Linked DNA regions of Mus musculus: region 1 is linked to region 2. A link is a loop called in an ENCODE intact Hi-C map of the cell type or tissue named here. Cell type or tissue: heart. All regions are shown on one strand. Links, peaks and the distances in the headings refer to the core of each region. The heading gives the core; the rest is flanking DNA.

Evidence for each region. Hi-C counts contacts between places; a loop is a spot of excess contacts. Peaks named below come from ENCODE experiments on the same cell type or tissue, not always from the same donor. Only the 100,000 strongest peaks of a DNase experiment are listed, where the experiment ranks them.
Region 1: it touches region 2 in a loop (1.9-fold over the local background); 4 of 42 quality-filtered maps call a loop at or near these places.

The regions. Positions count from the first base shown.
Region 1 is chr6:28,893,769-28,904,348 of GRCm38, reverse strand. It overlaps a transcript of Snd1 not described here. Among named protein-coding and RNA genes, the nearest start is that of Gm40357, 66 kb to the left of the region's middle. In heart, for the core only: a CTCF peak has its summit at 5,276 (motif pointing right); DNase peaks (open chromatin) are centred at 5,298 and 8,368; H3K27me3 peaks cover 465 bases.
Region 2 is chr6:28,828,174-28,838,753 of GRCm38, reverse strand. The region is part of intron 16 of Snd1 (staphylococcal nuclease and tudor domain containing 1); the gene reads right to left. Lrrc4 (leucine rich repeat containing 4) reads left to right here and starts at 7,007. Exons shown (of 1, transcript NM_138682.2): 1 at 7,007-10,580. The coding sequence starts at 7,140. The coding sequence ends at 9,098. In heart, for the core only: CTCF peaks have their summits at 1,948 and 5,723; DNase peaks (open chromatin) are centred at 5,453 and 5,533; H3K4me3 peaks cover 2,883 bases; H3K27ac peaks cover 1,870 bases; H3K27me3 peaks cover 3,063 bases.

The sequences.
Region 1 (10,580 bases), core at 1,224-9,223, 66 kb before region 2:
TGAGGCTGTCCAGGCAGTCTCTTACCCTGCACACATGGGACCAGAGGTCTTTGTGGAACCTCACCCGGGAACAAGTCTCCATGGACCAGCATTTCAGACAGGTCTGGGTCACACGGCGCACACTACAGATCTACTCACTGCTGTTTCTTTTACAGGCTAAAGCAACGATGACATTCTCTACAAGGTGTTGTGGAGTGAAGCTTTGACGTGAGCCCAGTACTTGTCTTGGTCCACTGCCATTCCCCTCCTGTTCTCTTCCTTTGTGGACTTTTGTTGTTGTTAGACAGGTCTCATGCAGCCCAGGCTAGCCTCAAACTTGCTATGTGGCCCAGGCTGGCCTTGAACTTGCGATTCTCCTGCCTCAGCCTCCTCAGTACTGAGATTACAGGCACGAGCCAGTGTTCCTAGTTCCCTCTCTTAAAGCCAACTGCTCTCACGTGTTTGGGGTTTGTAAGGATGCTTGCAAAATGGAGTGTGCGTGGTTTTTAATCTACTTGACTCATTCAGAATTACAGAGTTCTTTCTCTTGCTGCTCCATGTTGCCTTTAACTCTTCCAGAACCTTGAAGAGCAGTTTCCCTCTCACTGTGCAGAGGCTGCTGTGGTTTGCATGTTGTCCTGATTAATCTCCTAGGCAAGAGCCCTTCATCCCTCACCACAAGAAACAGTGCCACAGATGCCCTGAGACCCAAACCATTATGGGACTCTTCCTGGGGCTTCCTTTGAAGCCTTTGCCAGGAGCAGAAACAGCGGGGCTACAGCGTGGGCCTGGCTTTTATTGGCTTCAGCATAGCTACCTCCATTCTAGAATGGTCACTTTGGTCCATGCCCTTCCTGCAATGCTGCAATTGTTACTTTTCTTGTCTCCATAATAAAGTATTCAAGAGGAATCGCTTAAGGGATTTATTTGGCTCGGGCTCAGGGACACAGTCTATTGTGGTGGGAAAGGCATGGCGGCAGGTAGTTCTTAACTGTGGCAATGGGGCAGTCGTTACATTGTATCAGCAGGCCTGAGACAGGGTCAGCAACTCTCAACCCTTGGGGGCAGAGTTAAGCATCATGTCTAGAAGGTTCTACAGACTCTGTCACTTGCTGAGTAGCAAGTATTCAGACATGTGGGTCTGGAGAGGATGGAGTGCACACAGCCTCAGGAACTACCTTCAGGAGTCTTTTCCACACTTGTCATTCAGGCTCCCTAGTCATGAAGCATGATGTCCCACCATACTGTTAATATTGATGCTGAGGTTAAGTTCTGGTGAGCCAATGATATGAGAAGAGAAAGCCTATGAAGTTGGCTTGAAGATATAAGCAAATATTGGTGTTACCATACTGCTCCATTCTCAAAGGACTGCCTTAAATCCATGGCTATGAAAATGCCGAGTTTCTTCTGTTTGCACACTCTATTGCACCTGCTCCTTCTCCTCCTGCTCCTCCCACTCCATCCAATCCTCCTGCTCCCCCTCCTCCTGTTCCTCTACCTGCTCCTCCCACTCCATCTGCTCCTCCTGCTCCTCCCACTCTATCTGATCCTCCCGCTCCTCCTCTGCTCCCCCTCCTCCTGCTCTTCCTACTCTACCTGCTCCTTCCATTCCATCTGCTCCTGTTGCTCCTCCCCTGCTCCTCCCTCTGCTCCTCCCACTCCATCTGGCTCCTCCTGCTCCTCCCTGCTCCACCTGTTACCCTTACCCAGGCCTGCTCCACCTGGTAAGTCCCACTCTCATGACCCTCTAAGCTAAACTGTGTGGGAGACTCACTTGGCTTTCTGACTGGTTGTGGCCATTTAGGGCTAGCACTGGGGGTTAGAAGGGGAACTAGAAGAAGACCCTGAGACAGGAGAGTGAAATGAGGATTTACCTCTGTCATCTTGCGATCTCTCTCTCTCTCTCTCTCTCTCTCTCTCTCTCTCTCTCTCTCTCTCTCTCTCTCTCTCTCTCTCTCCTCTCTGGCAGCAGTGCCTCTCTCTTGTCACTGTAGGCTACTGGAACATCCCTTTTTTCTTTCCCTAAACCCTACTCACTCATCACTGTGCACATTCCTTCACTGAAGGCACTGTGTGACCTGCTTCCCATGGGGACCTGGCTGGTGACAGTGGCAGATACTTAAAGCAATGTACAATCACTTCTTGGCATTTTGGCTAAGAGTGTTAACGGGGTACACAAAATGACAGGCCAGTCTGGGTGATATTTGAGCCTAGATCTAGCTCCTCCCTCCAATCCCCAGTCAACAATACCCAGAGGCAGCTTCCCCTCTGAGAGACACTTATCTTCATGCGCTTCCAGAGGCCAAAGCCGTCTTTGGTCAGTATCCTGACCCACTCTGCCTCATCCCCCTCATTTGGCTCCATTCAAATCACTGATTTCCTCTGCCAAGGACTGGACTCTGGTGCCTGAGTCATGGTGGTTACAGGATTGTCAGCTCTAGTTTGTTTGTTTGTTTTGTTGTTGTTGCTTTTGGAGATAGGTTTTTCGGTGTAGCCCTGATTCTCCTGGAACGTCCTCTGTAGACCAGGCTGCCTTCGAACTCAGAGAGCTGCCTGCCTCTAAGCCAAGTTTGAGTGCCCAGGTTCCTCTCCCAGTGTGTGACCCAAGGTCGACTCTCCACACGAACGATCACAGAGAGCTTGCTGGGCCTGCAGTATTTTCCCTGAGCCCACCCGTGGTGAACGTTTGCCTCTCCCTGACCTGTCTGGACCCATAGTTTGTCCCACTTTTGGAAGGAGCCAATGACAGATGCTGGAAGATGTAGTGCAGGGATCCTAGGGGGCCAGAGGTCTGACACTTTAATTGCATAATTATTTTCACAGTAATGTTGGTGCTGGAGAAGATGAGGCCTGCTGCCTGCAAGATGGATGGTGTGAAGAAGGGTGAGTTATATTTTCCCAGATAAAAGCACCGATTGCCTATAAACTCTGATTTTGCCTGATGTAAAAGCCACTTTATTGCACATCCAGAAATTACTGCCCGTATAAAAGCACATTATTGTGATGTAAAAATAGATTTTTATATAATTTTTTCATGCCACCACCTTGTAATTCCTCATTTCCAAGCACTCTGAGATTGCGCCGAGGTTTATTTTTCTCTTTTAATTGTTTGCCATGGCATGCCAATTTATGGTGAGATATTCTGCCTAAGATCAGAGCAAGGCTAAAGCATACATTTCAGCTATCACTTTATGACAGGCAGGGTTCTGGGGCACCCAGGATGCCATCAAACAATACCAGGTTCTTTGTGATACCACAGTCTTGGGGGAAGGCATTAAGGCTTGCATTTCATATTCATCTGAAGTCCTGGTGTGTGTGTGATAGGAATGGGAAGGGTCTCTGTTTCTCCCCCCCCCCCCCTGGAGGGTGCATTACAGCCTCATCTCCTTGGCCTTTGCCTGCCTGAATGTAGCCAAGGAAAGCTGGACTCTGGTCTGTAGCTCCGAAGCCACACTGGCTTGACCCATCTGGCTAATGATGCTGCCCATCCTCATTACATGGGGACCACACGTCCCACCAAAGCTTCTCTGCCAGGACTTCCGTCTTTTCTTAGTCTGGGTTCTTTCCAAAGGAGAAGCCTATACAAGCTCTACTAGGGAGACACAGATGTGTGGCCTCCCTTGTCAAAGCTCTGCCCTGCAGTTAAGCTTCTGTTTTTGTTACTGCTCTTCTGCAGAAAGGAAGACTACAAAAGACCCTGGATGGCATTGTGTCCTGCATGGGTCTGTCCTGGAAACTTGACTGGGGCAACTCAGGATGGAAGGAAGAAACAACAGACATACGTATAGAAAGCTGGGATGAGGTAGGCTGAGCTCACTCTGATGGAGCGCACCCATTATCAAACCCCAGGAACTCAGCACCAGGAGGGCTTAGCTAGTTTGGTGGGAAGTCTCTGCAGGGGAATAGTTTCAGGTTGAAAACATCTGAGCGAAGGAAATTTTAGCTAAAGGTCAACAAATATACTTGAAGCAGAGGAGGCTCTGTCATCTGAGTCTCACTTGGGGAAGGCTTTGCCATTTCCATGGGTCTGAGGCATTTGGGTCCTTGACAGGGTTGTGTTCATGCCAACAACATGCATTCACTCAGGACTTCATCCACCCCATCCCCACTTCCAGAGTGTCCTCTCGTGAGGACCAAGAAGGGATGCTTCTCTGTCTTCCCAGTTTTGGGGGTGGGAACTAAGGATAAGCAGGAGGCAAAACCAGGCAACTTCTTCCCATCCCGAGAGCCCTTCCCTTCTATCCAGACCCTTCTTAGCCTGCATCCGAGGCAGACTCTATGGTTCCTGATGCCAAGACTGCATTGGACCAGTGTGGAGCACCTCTGTGTGCTAACCCAAAGTGACCAGATAATCAGCTGGTGCTTGGGTGCCCCTCTTCTACTGACAGTTCGGGGTAGACCAGTGAGTACGTGAAGGGATGTGTAGGCCAGTAGCCCTCAAATATTAGTGTGTTTTAGAAGCATCGGCTGGGCTCCTTAGGGTTCTTCTTTTAGCAGATCGGGAGCAAATCTGGAATGTGATGCTTGCCACCTGGGAACCACACTTTGAGGGCCACTTGCTGAGTTCAGGTCGGTCTATCTGTCAATTGTAAAGGGTCGTGTGCAGTGTAGACCAACTGAAGTGTAGACAGGGGCTCCTCAGCCTTGAGGTGTGTCATGTGCCATTGTTAAAGTGGAGCAAGAACCAAAATTTCATGGCTTAGAGAGGTTGGGCCATGCAGCAAGAGATCGGGAGGTGGTGGAGGGCCAGGGGCTTCAAAACCCCCTGGAGTGGGGGTGGGATGGGTGACATGTGTGTGTGCATGCATGCGCGCGCGAGCACACACACACACACACACACACACACACACACACACACACACACATACACACACAGAAGCATAGCTCAGTGGTCCAAGGTGATCGCCAGATTCCCAGGGCGCACAGCTAGCCAAGGCTTGGTCCCAAGTGGTTACCCCTGGGTGCTGAGAGCAAGCTCCTGTAGGCAGGGACATACTGAGGGAGGAAGGGGTGGGATTCCAGTCCCTCCTTGTCGTTAAGGTGTCCCTCGATTTTGGCCAAGTTGCTTCTGTTTCCATCTGTAGAATGGGACCTTGGTTGGGTTTGGGGCTGTGGGGACATTAACTTCACAGAGACACCCTCGAACAGATGGTTCTTTCCTGTTACTCCCAACCCAGCAGCGGGTGTCTTTGGAAGAAGTGGCATTCACGACTCCCCACTCCCCAGGTTGGTGATTTGGTACAAACAGGCCAGGCATCCATGGCCCCACACTCTGCTCATCCCATTGCCTCTCCTGGACCTCTAGGGGGCGCTGTCTCCCGAGCAAGGGCGTGGTTGCCTGGCTCAGAATCGGGTCTGCGACCTTGGGCCAGAATATACCCTGTAAAGCCACAGCAGGGCAGTGGTGGGATACAGGCGTGGGATGTGTTTGGCACAGAGCACCACACAGGGAAGAGCCCCGTGGATACAGCTATCTGTATTAGTGGGGACCTAACCATCCCTAAATCTGGCTAGGTCCTGCAGCAGACATGCCTAGGATTTCCTCAAAAGACTTGGGAAAGCATCAACCTGGACCAACACAGGGCTAAAGGAGCATGTTATCCCAACAAGTAAAGCCTGGTTACAGGCTTCCAGGCCACCTGGTGCAGATTAAGTTCCTGCCTCGGTCTGGTTTGGAGGTCAGGAGTGTGGCATCATATTGAAGATGGGGGTGAGGGGCACCTTGCTTCTCCTTTCTGGATCTACCTGCACGAATCACATTAATTCACTCATTCATAATTGCTTGCTTAATACTTGCTGATGGACACAAAAGGTGGATCATCTTGTAGAATATTTGTTAAATTGGGCAAAACGTCTTCCCTTGTAGGAGCGGCTGTTAAGTGTTTTAGTTCAGTGCCGGGCACAGAGACTAGCTGGAACTGCAGTCACAGACATCTGAAGGTTTGTAATCCATTGAGCTTACACTAGAATGTAGCTCTGCCACCCACCACTGTGCTGTCCCCGGTTCCTAAGCAGCCGGGTCCTTTCCTAGGTGAGGTTATCTTGGAAAGCCAGGCCAGGGTCTGGTCCTTGCACCGAGATTTCTGGCTCCATGTAGGGAGTTTCCTTTGCTCTCAGCCTCCAAACTCAGGTCTTGTCTGACTCCCCAGACTCCCTACTTAATCCCTCCCCACACCCCGCCCTGCTCTTAGTTTCTGATCTGTTGGGAGGAAGGCAACAACTCCTCCTATGGTGAGCCTGGGGCTCCAAGCACCCTCTGAATTTGTTAGAAACATGGCAGGTCCTTCATCCCAGCCCTCCGGAGGCAGAGGTGGGTCTCTGCGAATTTGAGGTCAGCCTGGTTTACACTGCCAGCTCCAGGCTAGCCAGGGTTACACAATAAGACCATATTTTAAAACAAAGCACTCTCCCCCCCCCCCAAAAAAAAACTAAAAATGGGGGAATCCGTTAGCCTTGCAGCATCCTTTCTGGATCAGAGCCTATATTTTAACAAGTCCCCTCCCCGCAATGACTCACAGGCTGATCCAGTGTAGGAAGCTGTTCTAGTGTCTGCTGACTGGAACGGCCTGCTCCCACCAGACAAAATGGAAGTGAGGGTCTTCAATTAATGCCTGATGCTCGAACTCAGTCACCTCTCTGTTCAGGACCTTCACTGTTTTTGTTTCTAGGGAACTTCCTATCCTTGTCCTTAGAATCTTCCCCAAGAAAATATCTTGTGGATTATTGATAGCCTACGAATGACATCTACCGAATAGGGGAGAAGCCATGATGGACTCAGCTGTGGGTCTGTGCCCAGTACAGCAGAGGGCCTTAGCCCATGTTTACTGATCCATTCCTGGCAAATGCAACATGACAGCAGTGCCAGGCAGGGTAAGGGCTCCCTGGACCGGGCAGCACTGCTTTGAGGTTCCCAGCCCTGTTTCATAAGCCCCTGTCTGCTTTCAGGATGCTGTGTGGTTTCTAGTCTTTAAAATAAAAATCGCCATTACATTTCTTTCTGTCTACGTATATGGGTAGCCACAGCATTTGTATGGAGTCAGAGAGTCCGTCTGCCTTATGCCATGTGGATTCTGGGGACTGAACTTAGGTGGTCCAGCTTGAGGGTAAATGCCCTTACCCACCGAGTCTTCTCTGCCCAGGAAACGATATTTTTGACAGAATCCTGAACCTTCTGCCCATGAATACACAAAGCCAAGGACAGCAAATATATGGGACCCACATGACCGTCCCTTTCCCACACTCTGGGTGGACATCAATAATTGATGACAGCTGACTTTGTGGCATGACCTTCCAGTCCTTTCTCACAGAACCCCAGGGAACAACTATCAATTGATCAGACATGGCACTGTTTGTGATCTTTGCCTCGGGACTCCCTCCTGGGAGCTGCCCTCCACAGATCAGTGCACAGGAGACAAGGCAGTCAGGCTAGAGCCCAGGGATGCCCATGGCTCCCACTTCCACCAAGCTGCCTATTGTGTCTGTGCACGGCTGCACCCAGGGAGGGCCTCATAAACAGCCTTTCCCCAGCTGTTCAAGGCTGAATAGTGAGTGCAGCCAGGCTCACCTTTGCACACAGACCTCTATAGGTCAAACTCACATATGCAGTTCAATACAGGCCTCCATGTAGCTTTCTATATTCACACCTAATCTCTTCTCATACCCCGTATATACCCTCACCCAGGTACTGACCTCCCCATGTCTGTTGTCCTGATAAAGGGCAATACTTCTAACTCTCATTCACTGTGGTGTCTCTCAGGCCCCAGAGCTTTGGGCAATGAACACAGAAGGGCAAAAAGTGCCTTACACGGGTGTCAACATTTCTGCCTGGCATGGTACCTCTGTTTGTGCCTGGTAGGCACCCTTTACACAGCTGTAAGGCCATGCCAGAAAGAGAGCCAGCATCAATTATTGGTGTCCATCCAGAGTGTGGGGAAGGGGGATGGTCATGTGGGTCCCCTTTATTTGCTGTCCTTATCCTTGGCCTTGGAAACAAGATCCTTTCATAGCCAATGAGGCCTTCGTGTGTGCTCCCATGTGCACTGAATTCCCATGCTGTCTGAGGCAGGGCTTTCTTGGGAGGGACCCATGCATCGGTGAGGCCTCATCAGATCCAGATAATCAGGGCTATCATCAGAAAAGCAGCTCAGGACACACCAGCCCAATAGTAACCTACCCCTATGCCTGCTGGGTTCAGATTTTAGGTCCCAAGAACGATGTCCATGGGCAGGTTCTGACTGGTCAGGGTCTCTTTTGCCGCTGTTCCTTCAGCACCTAAACTGTGTTTGGCATGGGACAAATGTTCAGTGTTGAGGGACTGACTTACCTCTGTAGTTCCAGATCAGCCAAGAGTCCTAGTGGCTCAGCCAAATCACCCCGGGACCTCCTTTCCTAACACTCTGGATCCCATCTGGCTTTGGGCACACAGTGCTCCCATGAGTTTAGATTTCATGACATCACTAGTTCCTCATACTGGATCGTTCAGGGCTGCTTCACCACCCCCTCCCCCGGGGTAGGAAGCCAGGGACTGGTCACTTGGGGATAAGGGAGGCTGCACTGTTTTTCTCAGTTCTGGATCACACTGGTTCCTATGCAAAGGGCCTTACAAATGTCTCACCGAATTCTTTGTGAATCCGAAGAATTCTTTTAAAAGTGTGTGTGTGTGTGTGTGTGTGTGTGTGTGTGTGTGTGCGCGCGCGCGCGCGCGCGCATTCATCAGATAACTTGCAAGAGTCTGTTCTCTCTTTACACCACGTGGGTCCCAGAGATGGACTTCAGGATGCTAGGCTTGGTGGCAAGCAAGCACATTTCCCTGCTGAGCCATGCAGCCCACTCCTAAGAATTTGTTTTTCTTCAGCTTCTTACAGATGAGTAAACAGCCTGGAGAGGCTGATTAGCTGGGTTAAGGGTCCTCAGCTAGTACACGACACGAAGGACACAGTCATTAAAGCAATGTCCTCGAGCACCGTGTTGCGAAGCTCCTTGAGGCAAACCTCATTTGCACGTTCTCAGCTAGTGCGAACACGTGTATTCTGGCTGACATCTAGCTAGATCAGTCTCTGGCCAGAGCCCAAGGCTCAGTGAGGCGTTCTTTGAAACTGAAATTCTTTGACCACTTGCTGTATGTAGTACAGGCTGGGAGAGAAGGCAGCCTGAGAGGAGGTTGACTCAGGCTCCTGCAGTGTAGTTCTCTCCCTCTACAGTGAGACACTCCTGACCAGAGGAGCTGGGCGAGTGAACACACAGCAAAGCCAGACACACAAGCCAGCACATCAGATGGCATCTGTAGATTGAGATTGCTTGCTCGCTGATTTGCATCAATAGTACCCGTTCCCTGGCACAGTCACTGCCCAAGGGCACCAATAATGACTTCACAGACCCTGGATGATAGCTCTGCACTGTCAGCCCCCGAGGCAGGCCTCAGGACCCTCGTGTCCTGATAGTCTTGACCAGGGTCCAGTGATAGCTTGGTGAGGTTCTAAGGATCCCACCTTACTCACTGTCAATTTTAGATCCAAGGTCAGTGGCTCTGGCAAAGTCCCCAGTATGTCACGGCCCCTTGCTCCCCTAGGACTGTTCCAGGAGAAATGTCTCTTAAAAGACTGGGGTCCCCAACATTTGATTGTGACCAAGGTTGAAAACCTTGGCAGGGGCTACTGGAATGCACCTCATCTAGCTTGACAGCACGGTAGCGGCACAAGTGGAGGGTTTGCTGAAACCCACAAGACATAGACTTAAGATCTGTAATCTTAACTGGAATTAGACTGCAACCTGAGAAGGGAGGACGAAGCTGTCTTCTCCCTATAGGTGAGGCTTTGCTAGTTGATGACGGTCCCTGGCTTTGTAGCCACTAGGCTGTGGGCAACCTTCTCCAAGGACAGAGCTTTGTCAGACCCTGGACTTTATCAGGTACTGCTGGCTCAAGTCCCCTTCCCTTGAAACCTGCCACAGCTCCCCAGATGAGTCCTTCTACCCCCATCTCCCAGGAAGTCTCTTTTCCTTTGAGCTCCCACGTAGCACATAAACGTATGATCTGTGTTTGGGCTTGCCAGACGGACAGTGGCTTCCAGTCTTCCCAGCCATCTTTCTTTCTCCTCTGCTTTCTTCAGCTTATTATCCATGAGTAGGTCTCTATATGCTCCAGTGTACTCTAGTGGTGGTCGTCCAAACACATGGACTTTTAAATATTTACTTTGAATCCCAAAGACATCCCAACTTGGACACCATGTGGTATCTAAGTAACATACCACCTTTTCTTTTTCTTTGAATAATGGTGTTAAGTGAGATGAAGTCCTCTGAGAGCTGCCTTAACATTTTAAAAGGTTTCTCCATGGTGCCACATGGTCATGGCTGTGATGCCCATTCTTGCATGAGTGAAGGAACTTTTGGGGCATACAGTATCACTTTGAGCTAGAGCTTGCTCATCCACCTACTATATCTGCCTCCCTTCATCTGACCCCACTGTGAGCCCCACTGTGAGGTAATGTCCCCAACCCTCAGAACAATAGCTTCCTGCAACTAGCAGCACAGGAGATGGTAAATGAATAGGCAGGCCCATTCCTACTTTCAGGTAAACAAACAAACAAACAAACAAACAAACAAAA
Region 2 (10,580 bases), core at 1,188-9,187:
GAAGAAAATGAGACAGTGTGACCATGGAGGCAGAGCCTAAGGGGACACATTGACAAGACAAGGGCTGCCTCCAGAAGTCAAGGCCACTCAAGATTCTTCAAGGAGCAAAGCCTTACTAGACTAAGAGCTTTGAGCTCCTAAATCTCCAAGAGAATTTGGTGGCTGAAGTCACTGACTATTATGTGGAAATGTTTTTATGGCAGCCAAAGAAATGAAGTCACTCTGCTGGGCGTGGTGGCGCAGGCCTTTAATCCCAACACCCAGGAGTCAGAGGCAGGCGGATTTCTGAGTTCGAGGCCAGCCTGGTCTACAAAGTGAGTTCCAGGACAGCCAGGGCTACACAGAGAAACCCTATCTCAAAAAACCAAAAAAAAAAAAAAAAAAAAAAAAAAAAAAAAAAAAAAAAAACCCACAAGAAATTAAGACACTCATTACTTCTGTAACCATAACAAAACTTCTTAAATCCACATATAAACTAGTGAATCTAATGGTTTCTTAGCTCAGTGCTGTGTTTACAGCCTTAAGTACCTATCAACAACCAGAAAATGTTACTAAAGTTATTCTATATACAGGTTATTAAAGAAAGCAAACCATTGGGCCTGGATGGGCCAGTGTATCTGCAAAGAGGGAAGGGGTATTCATAGGTGTTCTACTGGACATCTTTGATTGCTGGCCCTTATGTGTGACTGTGGCAAGAATGGTACCCCAAACTTACTTTCTCAAGAAAGGAAGAGCCAGCTAGCAAGCAGGAGGCCTGGCTTTTCACTCCAGCCCAAAGGCACCACCAGCCCTGGTGAAACTAGTCTCAGTAGAGAAAGTCTCAGTAGAGAAAGAAGCCTTTGTAATCTGTCCAGCTCCATGTAATTTCCCTCCCTCCCTTTCTTTTTCTCTAGACAGAGTCTCATATATCCCAGGCTGGCTTCAAAGTTGCTATGTAGGATGACTGTGAACTGAATTCTGGGGTTATAGGTGTGCTCTATCATGGCTAGTTAATGCAGTGCTTTTGATAGGCTTGAGCTATATCATAAGCCCAGCGCTCTGTAATGGTTATCAGCTACCTTGTCTTATTTCAGATGAAGTTTTAGAAAATGGCTCTTGCTAGGCTCTATGGAGTGCCTCAACCCTGCCACCTTCAATCCTGGGGACAGAATCTAAGGCACTGGAGATGCCATGTTGGAGATCTACTACAAAGCTATCGTCCCAGCCCACTTTGACTTCTTCTTCCTTTTTTTTTTTTTTAAAGATTTATTTATTTTATGTGAGTACACTGTCACTTTCTCCAGACACACCAGAAGAGGGCATCAGATGTCATTACAGATGGTTGTGAGCCACCATGTGGTTGCTGGGAATTGAACTCAGGACCTCTGGAAGAGCAATCTTAACCACTGAGCCCTCTCTCCGGCCTGACTTCCTCCTTCTTTAGTTTAAAGCTTTTCCCTTCACTTTCTTTAAAAGAGCAGAGATTTCTAGAGAAAACAACTTTCAGAGCATCTGTGTTGCCCTGGACCATCCACTCAAGGAAGAAATACATCCTATTGATGACTGTGGGCAATCGCAGCAGAGCCTCACTAGGGGATCAGAGGCAGTAAGGGAGCCTCCTCTAAGAGGAACAGAATCTTCAGTGGCCAGGTGACTCCAGAGAAGAAGCTCAGTCACTGCACTGGACAGGAGGCCATGAGCACTCCTACATGGAACATTTCTTACATTTTTTTTTTATCATTGCAAATTCACCAACTAATATCTTTCCTTGTCTCTTTGGAGAACAATTTTCATATTATTTTTCCTTCTTTATTCCTGTCTCTCAAATCTCTTCCTTTTCTTGCCCTTACTCTGATTCTGTTCTTGTTGGACCTCCCCAGAAGAAACCCAAAAGTATATTAGAAGCAAGATGGTACCCTGCTGTTACTTGCAAACCCCATGAGGCATTATGGACATCTAGTGGCTGCTGAGGATAATGCCTCAGGGACAGACATATTTGCAAAGTAGGGAGTGGGCCAGCCTGGCAGCCCTGGGTCCCTCTACATGAACATTCCTTTGACTTCTTATCAGAATCCCAAGTCATATGAAATGGCATGTTAGCACTATCAAAACTCCACCTTTACCCCCAAAACAGTAAGCATAGAACATGTCTGCTCACAAAGAATACAGAGCAAGCATTTGATAATATCTTCAAGCCCAGGCTTTAAAGGCCAATTAGCCACATATCAGCATACTGATAGAAGGAACTCAGAGGGACAGACTTTGATATTAACTAGTCATGTGACTTTAGGGAAGTTACCATGCCTTTCTGAGTTTCCTTAACATCAATAAAGTGAGAGGCCAAGTCAATATGATCTCTCTTAAGGATTCTTTAAAAATGAACATGCTGTGATCTGTGATCAGCTCTATTCCAGTCCTGTGGATGTTTATACTAAACTGAAGGGAACATTCTCTCCTCAGCTCCACAGCCTAATTCCAAGGCTACAACCCCAAAGGATCAGCCTTCTTCCCAAAGCTGCCTGTCTGAAAAGGAGGGAAAGTCATGGACTCTGAGAAGTAAGTGAAACTTTCTAGCCCATCTCCTTGATTTCATAAATCAAGGCATACTTCATTATACATTCTATCTAATCTGAAACAACAACCAGAACGCAGGCATCCCAACTTCAGTACAAGGCCCATTCTTCAAAACTGAGCTGCTGACCCAGGCTTTGGCCAGCCTCTTGAACACACCTTTAGCATTCTTTTAACAGTGCCTATGTGAAACTGCCCATGTTCTCAGTCCACTGCAGTGTTCCTTATTTAAATGTGAACTGCCTTCTCTTATTTCTTAGTGGTACTACTACAGATCCAGGCACCAGCCAGAACTACTAGTTGTGAGGGGCAAAATACCAGAGGAAACTCAGTAAGACGCTGGAAGACTGCTTCAGGTCAGGAGGACTGTGAACTGCAGGTTTGACAGCCTCTTCTTTAGTCTACTCTGTAGGTTCCAGGAACTTCTGTGGCCTAGCTGGCCCATAAAGGGTAAAGCAATCCCATGTAGCACTCCACTGAATTTGGGAACATTTACTCTAATCAGCACCGACTTCATTTACTACGAGATAATCTTGTTCCTAGTAGTGATTTAATCCAACTCAGCCCACCCTCCCTCCCATCTACCTTTACAATGTGGGGGCAGCAGCTGAACAGATGGGGCCCCAGTTTGCCTACACAAGCAGGAAACCAGTTCAGGCAGAGCCCCTTTTCCTGAAAGGAGAGAGAGGCACCATACTCCTGTGTGCCACCCATTCCCTAGTGATACCCACCCCCAATATCCCCAATAACACAACACTTTCCCTGCTTAGTTGCAGCTGGGTCAACGACAGCTTTCCCCACAGATTCCTGGTGTACCAGGCTCACATTTCCTGGGCCCACAAGACAGTGACATCCTTCTTACACACGGGCTTTAATGAGGAATTCAAAGGATTGGGGCACATGCCTGGAATTACAAGAGTTGAAAGGTTGAGGCTAGAGGATCGCTATGAATTCAAGGCCAGTCTAGGCTTTAAAACAAAACCCTGTCTCCAAGGGGAAAGCCACTGCAGAGTCAACTGGAATTAGACCTTAGCATGAGTGTAGGGCTTACCTCAGTTTCTAATTTCTCCCTCTGATCTCTCATCACAAGTGATACGTTTGTAGGACTGACTTTCTTAGTCCTTTCTCTCATGCTCTTTCTGATTTCTCATATACCCTTGATTGAATGTTCAGTCTCTCCCCAACCTTGCCTCCACCACTGGCCTGGGCAGTAGATACAGTGGATATTCTGTTAGGGATGAACTCACTGGTCTCATGAATTGAAGACTGACTTGAAAAGCTGACTGTCACTATCTGGCACAAGTGCTTTACCTGGAAAATGGAGACAACAGGGGGCAGTCTCTTCACCAGAGCAGTCGCAGGTACATTCTTAGCATGGTGGGCACACAAACACCCTAACAAGGACTAGCGAGTGGAGGGTGAAGTCTGACTGCATTAGTCTGTAAGAACACTCTGTGGAATCATGCCTACGCCCAAGAGCCCTGACACCAATCTGTGTGGGGCTTGTCAGGGTTCAAATCCTGGTGCTACAACTTAGTATATGTGGGACTCTAGTCACATACTTTATTCTACCCATTCATAAAATGAATCATAAAGAAATGGCTCAAAAATATCATGCTAATGTTTTTCCTTGACAGCGAATATAAATGTCACGGTCTTGGTAAAGGACAGGAATACAAAATTGTGGACATTGGAACTTTCTAGGACTTGGAGAAGGTTTAGGGTTTGAAGAAGCAGATAATACTGAGATTATGGCTGTGGTAGAGTTCAGGAAGTTGGGAAATCCTGGGGTCCTCATCCGTAAGTAACAGCCCACGTGGGAACAATGGGGTTAAACAACACACTTGTTAGATAACAGGCAAAAGCTGGGAGGATCTCAGTGATTCTACTGGACCTACAGCACAGTGCTAATCTATAGATTGTTTCACCCTCACATGGTTGAGAAAAGAGGTTCTTTTATGGAGGAAATGAGTTGGCAAATGCTGACCTATGCTTTTACAATAGCCTGTCAAAGCAGGGACCAGAACTCCCCTTTCAGCAAGCTGCTAAGGGACTCCCAGAGAGAGGCTGGTGCAGCTCCAGGGGCAGAAGGCATAAATTACCTTACTGGCCCCTGCATACAGGGGAGGGGAAGGGGGCATCTGAGAGGCAAGGCTGCAGGCAGCTCCCCAATGAATGAACCACGGGCTGCTGCACCATGGGTTCTCAGAACTCACCTCAATCCTCCCCAGGTTGTCATTTCCCCGACTCCTTGAATTTGGTCTTTCTTCCCACTGTTTCCCGCCCCCACAGCCCTCATTAAGAAAACTATCATTTAAAGCCCTAGTTACTGTGGGAGAGGGGAGGGGGCAAGAAAATGTTCGAGAGAGGGGACTGGAAGGACAGGCACAGAGTAAGGCGAAGCATAGACTTTGGTCTTCTGACTCAACGCAGCCCTTGCGTGGATTCGGCTGCCTGCCCCTAGGTCCCCACCATCCTGCAGATCCAAACTCTGGCCGCGCAGCCAGGCACCCCGTCAGCATTCAGCGGGGGTGCGGATGACGCGGGCGCTCGTAGGAGGCCGGCCAACTGCTGCAGCCCCACCGAGGGCCGCCGCACCCGGGCCCCTGAGCCCAGCAGTCCACGGCTGTAGGGTGCTGGGTGGCTCGGGTGGGGGCCGCGCAGTCTCCGCTGCAGCCCCGCACGGCTCCAGCCTATCAGCGGCCAACCAGCCACTCGCTCCGACCTGACCAAAATAGCTGCGAACGCCTGCGACTAGCGCGCAGCCCCTCACTTGACGCTCACTCGGACTCGCTCGCCCGCTCGCCCGCTCGGGCCGCTCCGATCGTCTAGAGGGGGCGGGGAGGAAGCTGCGGGGGAGGGGGGAGGGGGGTGGGGAAAAAGAAGGAAGGAAGGAAGGAAGGAAGGAAGGAAGGAAGGAAGGAAGGAAGGAAGAAGCGAGGAAGGCAGGCAGCCCTCCGCGACTCGGGGCTGCGCGGCGCGAGCCAGCGCGTGCTGGAAGGCGCGGCGTTAACCCCTTGAGGGCAGGCGGCAGAGGGAGAGCGGTGTTAATACATAAGAGCACTGCATCACGCTAATCTTCTCCCTAGAACAGTATGCGTCAGCAGTACATTCACGTTCTGACTGAAGGACAAAAGGATGAGAGAGCAGTCTGCGTGGCTGCCACCTGCAACACCGCGAGCCCGGCGCGAGGAGGAGACGGTGGGCGCCGAGCGCAGGGGCCCCGCTGCTGCCACCGCCGCCGCTAGCCAGCGGGGACCATGTTCACCGGCTTCGGAGCGTTTCCCGCAGCCGCTACCCCCACTGCTCACGCTGCCGTCGCCAGCGCTCTGGCCGCTGCAGCAGCCCGCTGGCAGCTCCGTTGCTGAAGGCTCCGGGAGCCCAGCGGCGAACTCGCACTCTCCGCACAAAGCCGGGGCCGGCGGCGCGCCGGGAGCCCAGCAGTGGCGGGCGGCGGCGGGCGCTTGCGCGCTGCCGGGGGCTGCGGCCGCCGCCGCTGCCGGACCCGCGCCCGCCCCCGGACTCCCTGAAGGGGCCTGCGGTGCGGGCGCGACCGCGGGCGCTGCGCGCTCCTCCGTTCGCGGACTGGGTCCCAGCACCACGTCCACGCCGCTGCCCCTCTGGGGCTGGACGGATTACCGCTCCCCGCACCAGCAGACGGCGGGACTGGAGAACTGAGCCCAGTTTTTGTCTTTTTAACCCTTCCGAGAAGAGGCGAAGAGAAAAGGGGGTGTGTGCCTAGGGAGGGCGAAGGCGCAGCGAACACCTCTTAACTCTCGCAGCCCCGCGAGCTCACGACTGCAATCAGCTGCCGCCAGCTCTGGGCGGCCGACGCTGGGAAAGCAGAGTGGAGAGCAGCGCAGCAACCAGCGAGCGCGGCCTGGGCGGCTTCGGGAGCGCCCCCGCACCCCCATCCCCCGCGGCGGCCCAGGGAGAGGGCTGGGGGCTGGAGACACACTTTGGCGATGAAGCGCCTTCTCCCGCGACTGGAACAAGCTGGTGCCAGGGTCCAAGGACAAAGCAGGGAAGCGCTGGTGGCGCCGCTCCTCGGGCTCTCGGGGGGGCATGCACCTGCATAGCCCGCCGGGCCTTGGCTCTCCCTGGCGCGCCTCAACTCCGCGGCTTCGCCGGCTCCGGATTTACTAGAAGCCATTTTGTCTCCCCTACCCCTCCCCTCCCCTCCCCTCTGCCCTCCCTGCCCCCACTACTTCCCCCTTTGTTAATTAAAACTAAAGTCAGAATGGGAACGATGAGCCCAGCTCTCGTGGAGAAAGCTTAAGGACACAGCGCTAATTCTTTCCTGCTTTCCTTCCGAGGTAGGTGACAGGGAATTGGGTGGGGATGGTCGCAACGTGGGAGAGAGTCTTAGCTTTCTATGGGTTGGCCTTGAGGGTGGGCTGGTAGATGAGGGGCCGCTCAGTAGTTTCGCAGGGTTTTTCTAGGCCGATCTGCTTGTCTCTAATCGCCCCCTCCCCACCTCCTTCTCCAGATGGAAAGAGGAGCTCCTAGCTCACTTAAGCCGGGGTAAGGCTGGTTCTCTTTTCCAAGCCAAAATCCCAGGCGATGGTGAATTATGAACGTGCCACACCATGAAGCTCTTGTGGCAGGTAACTGTGCACCACACCTGGAATGCCGTCCTGCTTCCCGTCGTCTACCTCACGGCGCAAGTGTGGATTCTGTGTGCAGCCATCGCTGCTGCCGCTTCAGCCGGGCCCCAAAACTGCCCCTCCGTCTGTTCCTGCAGTAACCAGTTCAGCAAGGTGGTGTGCACCCGCCGGGGACTCTCTGAGGTCCCACAGGGTATTCCTTCCAACACCCGGTATCTCAACCTCATGGAAAACAACATCCAGATGATTCAGGCCGACACCTTCAGGCACCTCCATCACCTGGAGGTCCTGCAGCTGGGCAGGAACTCCATCAGGCAGATAGAGGTGGGGGCCTTCAATGGCCTCGCCAGTCTCAACACTCTGGAACTGTTCGACAACTGGCTGACAGTCATCCCCAGTGGGGCCTTTGAGTACCTGTCCAAACTGCGGGAGCTCTGGCTGCGAAACAATCCCATTGAGAGCATCCCTTCTTATGCCTTCAACCGGGTGCCCTCCCTCATGCGTCTGGACTTGGGGGAACTCAAGAAGCTGGAGTATATCTCTGAGGGGGCTTTTGAGGGGCTGTTCAACCTCAAGTACCTGAACTTGGGCATGTGCAACATTAAGGATATGCCCAATCTTACACCCCTGGTGGGGCTCGAGGAGCTTGAGATGTCAGGGAACCACTTTCCTGAGATCAGGCCTGGGTCCTTCCATGGCCTAAGCTCCCTCAAAAAACTGTGGGTGATGAACTCACAGGTCAGCCTGATTGAGCGGAATGCTTTTGACGGACTGGCTTCCCTCGTGGAACTCAACTTAGCCCACAATAACCTCTCATCTTTGCCCCATGACCTCTTCACACCCCTGAGATACCTGGTGGAGTTGCACCTACACCACAATCCTTGGAACTGTGATTGTGATATTCTGTGGCTGGCTTGGTGGCTTCGGGAGTATATCCCAACCAATTCCACCTGCTGTGGCCGCTGTCATGCTCCCATGCACATGCGAGGCCGCTACCTGGTAGAGGTGGACCAGGCTGCCTTTCAGTGCTCTGCCCCTTTCATCATGGATGCACCCCGGGACCTCAATATCTCTGAGGATCGGATGGCAGAACTGAAGTGTCGGACTCCCCCTATGTCCTCTGTGAAGTGGTTGCTGCCCAATGGGACAGTGCTCAGCCACGCCTCCCGGCATCCCCGGATCTCTGTTCTCAATGATGGCACCTTGAACTTTTCTCGTGTGCTGCTCATAGACACTGGAGTATACACATGCATGGTGACCAATGTGGCAGGCAACTCCAATGCCTCGGCCTACCTCAATGTGAGCTCGGCCGAGCTCAACACCCCCAACTTCAGCTTCTTCACCACTGTAACAGTGGAAACCACAGAGATATCACCTGAGGACATAACACGGAAGTACAAGCCTGTTCCCACCACATCCACTGGTTACCAGCCGGCATATACCACCTCTACCACGGTGCTCATTCAGACCACCCGTGTGCCCAAGCAGGTGCCAGTACCCTCCACAGATACCACTGACAAGATGCAGACCAGCCTGGATGAAGTCATGAAGACCACCAAGATCATCATTGGCTGCTTTGTGGCAGTGACTCTCCTAGCTGCTGCCATGTTGATTGTCTTCTATAAACTTCGCAAGCGGCACCAGCAGCGGAGTACAGTCACAGCTGCCAGGACAGTAGAGATTATCCAGGTGGATGAAGACATCCCAGCAGCAGCACCTGCAGCAGCAACAGCAGCTCCGTCCGGTGTATCAGGTGAGGGGGCAGTAGTGTTGCCCACAATACATGACCATATTAACTACAACACCTACAAACCAGCACATGGGGCCCACTGGACAGAAAACAGCCTGGGGAACTCTCTGCACCCCACAGTCACCACTATCTCTGAACCTTATATAATTCAGACCCATACCAAGGACAAGGTACAGGAAACTCAAATATGACTCCCCCTCCCTCAAAAACTTATAAAATGCAATAGAATGCACAAAAAAGAGCAACTTTTGTACAGAGTGGGGAGAGACTTTTTCTTGTATATGCTTATATATTAAATCTATGGGCTGGTTAAAAAAGATTATATTAAAATTTAAAAACAAAAAAATGAAAACAAAACTATTTTCTAACTTGTAAGTTCTATTTAAAGGGGAGGGAAGGGGTTCTTGGCAATGTTGTGGGTAGGAGCCTCAAGTCAACTGCTGTAAGGTGGAAACTGCTAAGACAAAACAAACTAAAACAACCAACACCCCTAAAGTGGCAGGGTGTGGGCTGCTGGGGGCAGGGAGGATAGCCTGCATCTGTCAATTTTTAGAAGATGCTTTACAGGATCTAGGAATACCATTTCTATAGACACCTTTCTTAAGCTGAGAGCTGTCTTTACAGATCTATCTTATTAAACAAAATAATTTTAAAAAGCATCACAAATTTGTACTGTGCCCAAAGGTTGAGCGGTGATTTTTTTTCCCCTACAGAGACAATGGGGAAGATAGATCTGTAAATGTATTTTAAGTAGGAAAACCACCAAAATTCCAACTAATCCTTCCAGAGGTTGTTTCTTTGTACGTGTGCGCAAATCCTCTGGGTTTGTGCCTTCAGACTGGCATGTGTCTCCCCTGACAATGCTTCAAGACAGCTTGGAAGGAAGGGAGCTGGCGTAGCTCTCCATCAAATGCTTTCACATTGCACCAGATTCCTGCAGTTGGGCATAACCCACTCTGCAAGGCATGTGTCTATTCAGGGTTTCCCGGGAGGAGGAGGCGGCCTGAAGGGGGTGCGGCCGGCCCAGGAGGAAGGGAAGCAGAGCAGCAGCAGCAGAGGGAATGATTCACAGGAGGCCATAAATCAGCATTGTGCAGTGGCCACCTGTTGTTCCGGGTATCTGACAAATGATTGTAGACAATGATGACATTTTATGATTTTTCAAAAAAGATCTTGCTTGTTTTGAGGTGGAAAGGAGGATAGGCTGGGAATGGGGGGAACTTGGGGGAGTGGAAGCTTTTCTCTTGCTTAGGATTTGGTGACTATTCTAAATGCTGATTCATTAGGGATTATTGCAGCTGATGCCAACTAGTTGTGGTGATAGAGTGAGTGGGGGCAGAACATGAGTAGAGAGGGGAAGGAGAGCTAAAAAGGGCACAGGCTCAATTTAAAGAAGCCTTCGCCAACCAGGATGTTACAAGAACACTGACAAGGGGAACACACAAATGAGTTGGGCATGAAATTCTGTTGAATGGGCACCATTGGGGGAAGCTTCCCTCCCCTAGGCTACCTCCAGTAGTTACAAGCAAGGGCAAGGTCTCTTATTCTGGTCCATTTAATGATGTAACTTTCAGTTATTATTTTAGCTTTAAGAGAAAATTAAGGGTTCAGATTTGAAAGGGGGTGGTATGGGTGGGAGATGCCAACAAAAGAACACTGATTGTAATGTGAGA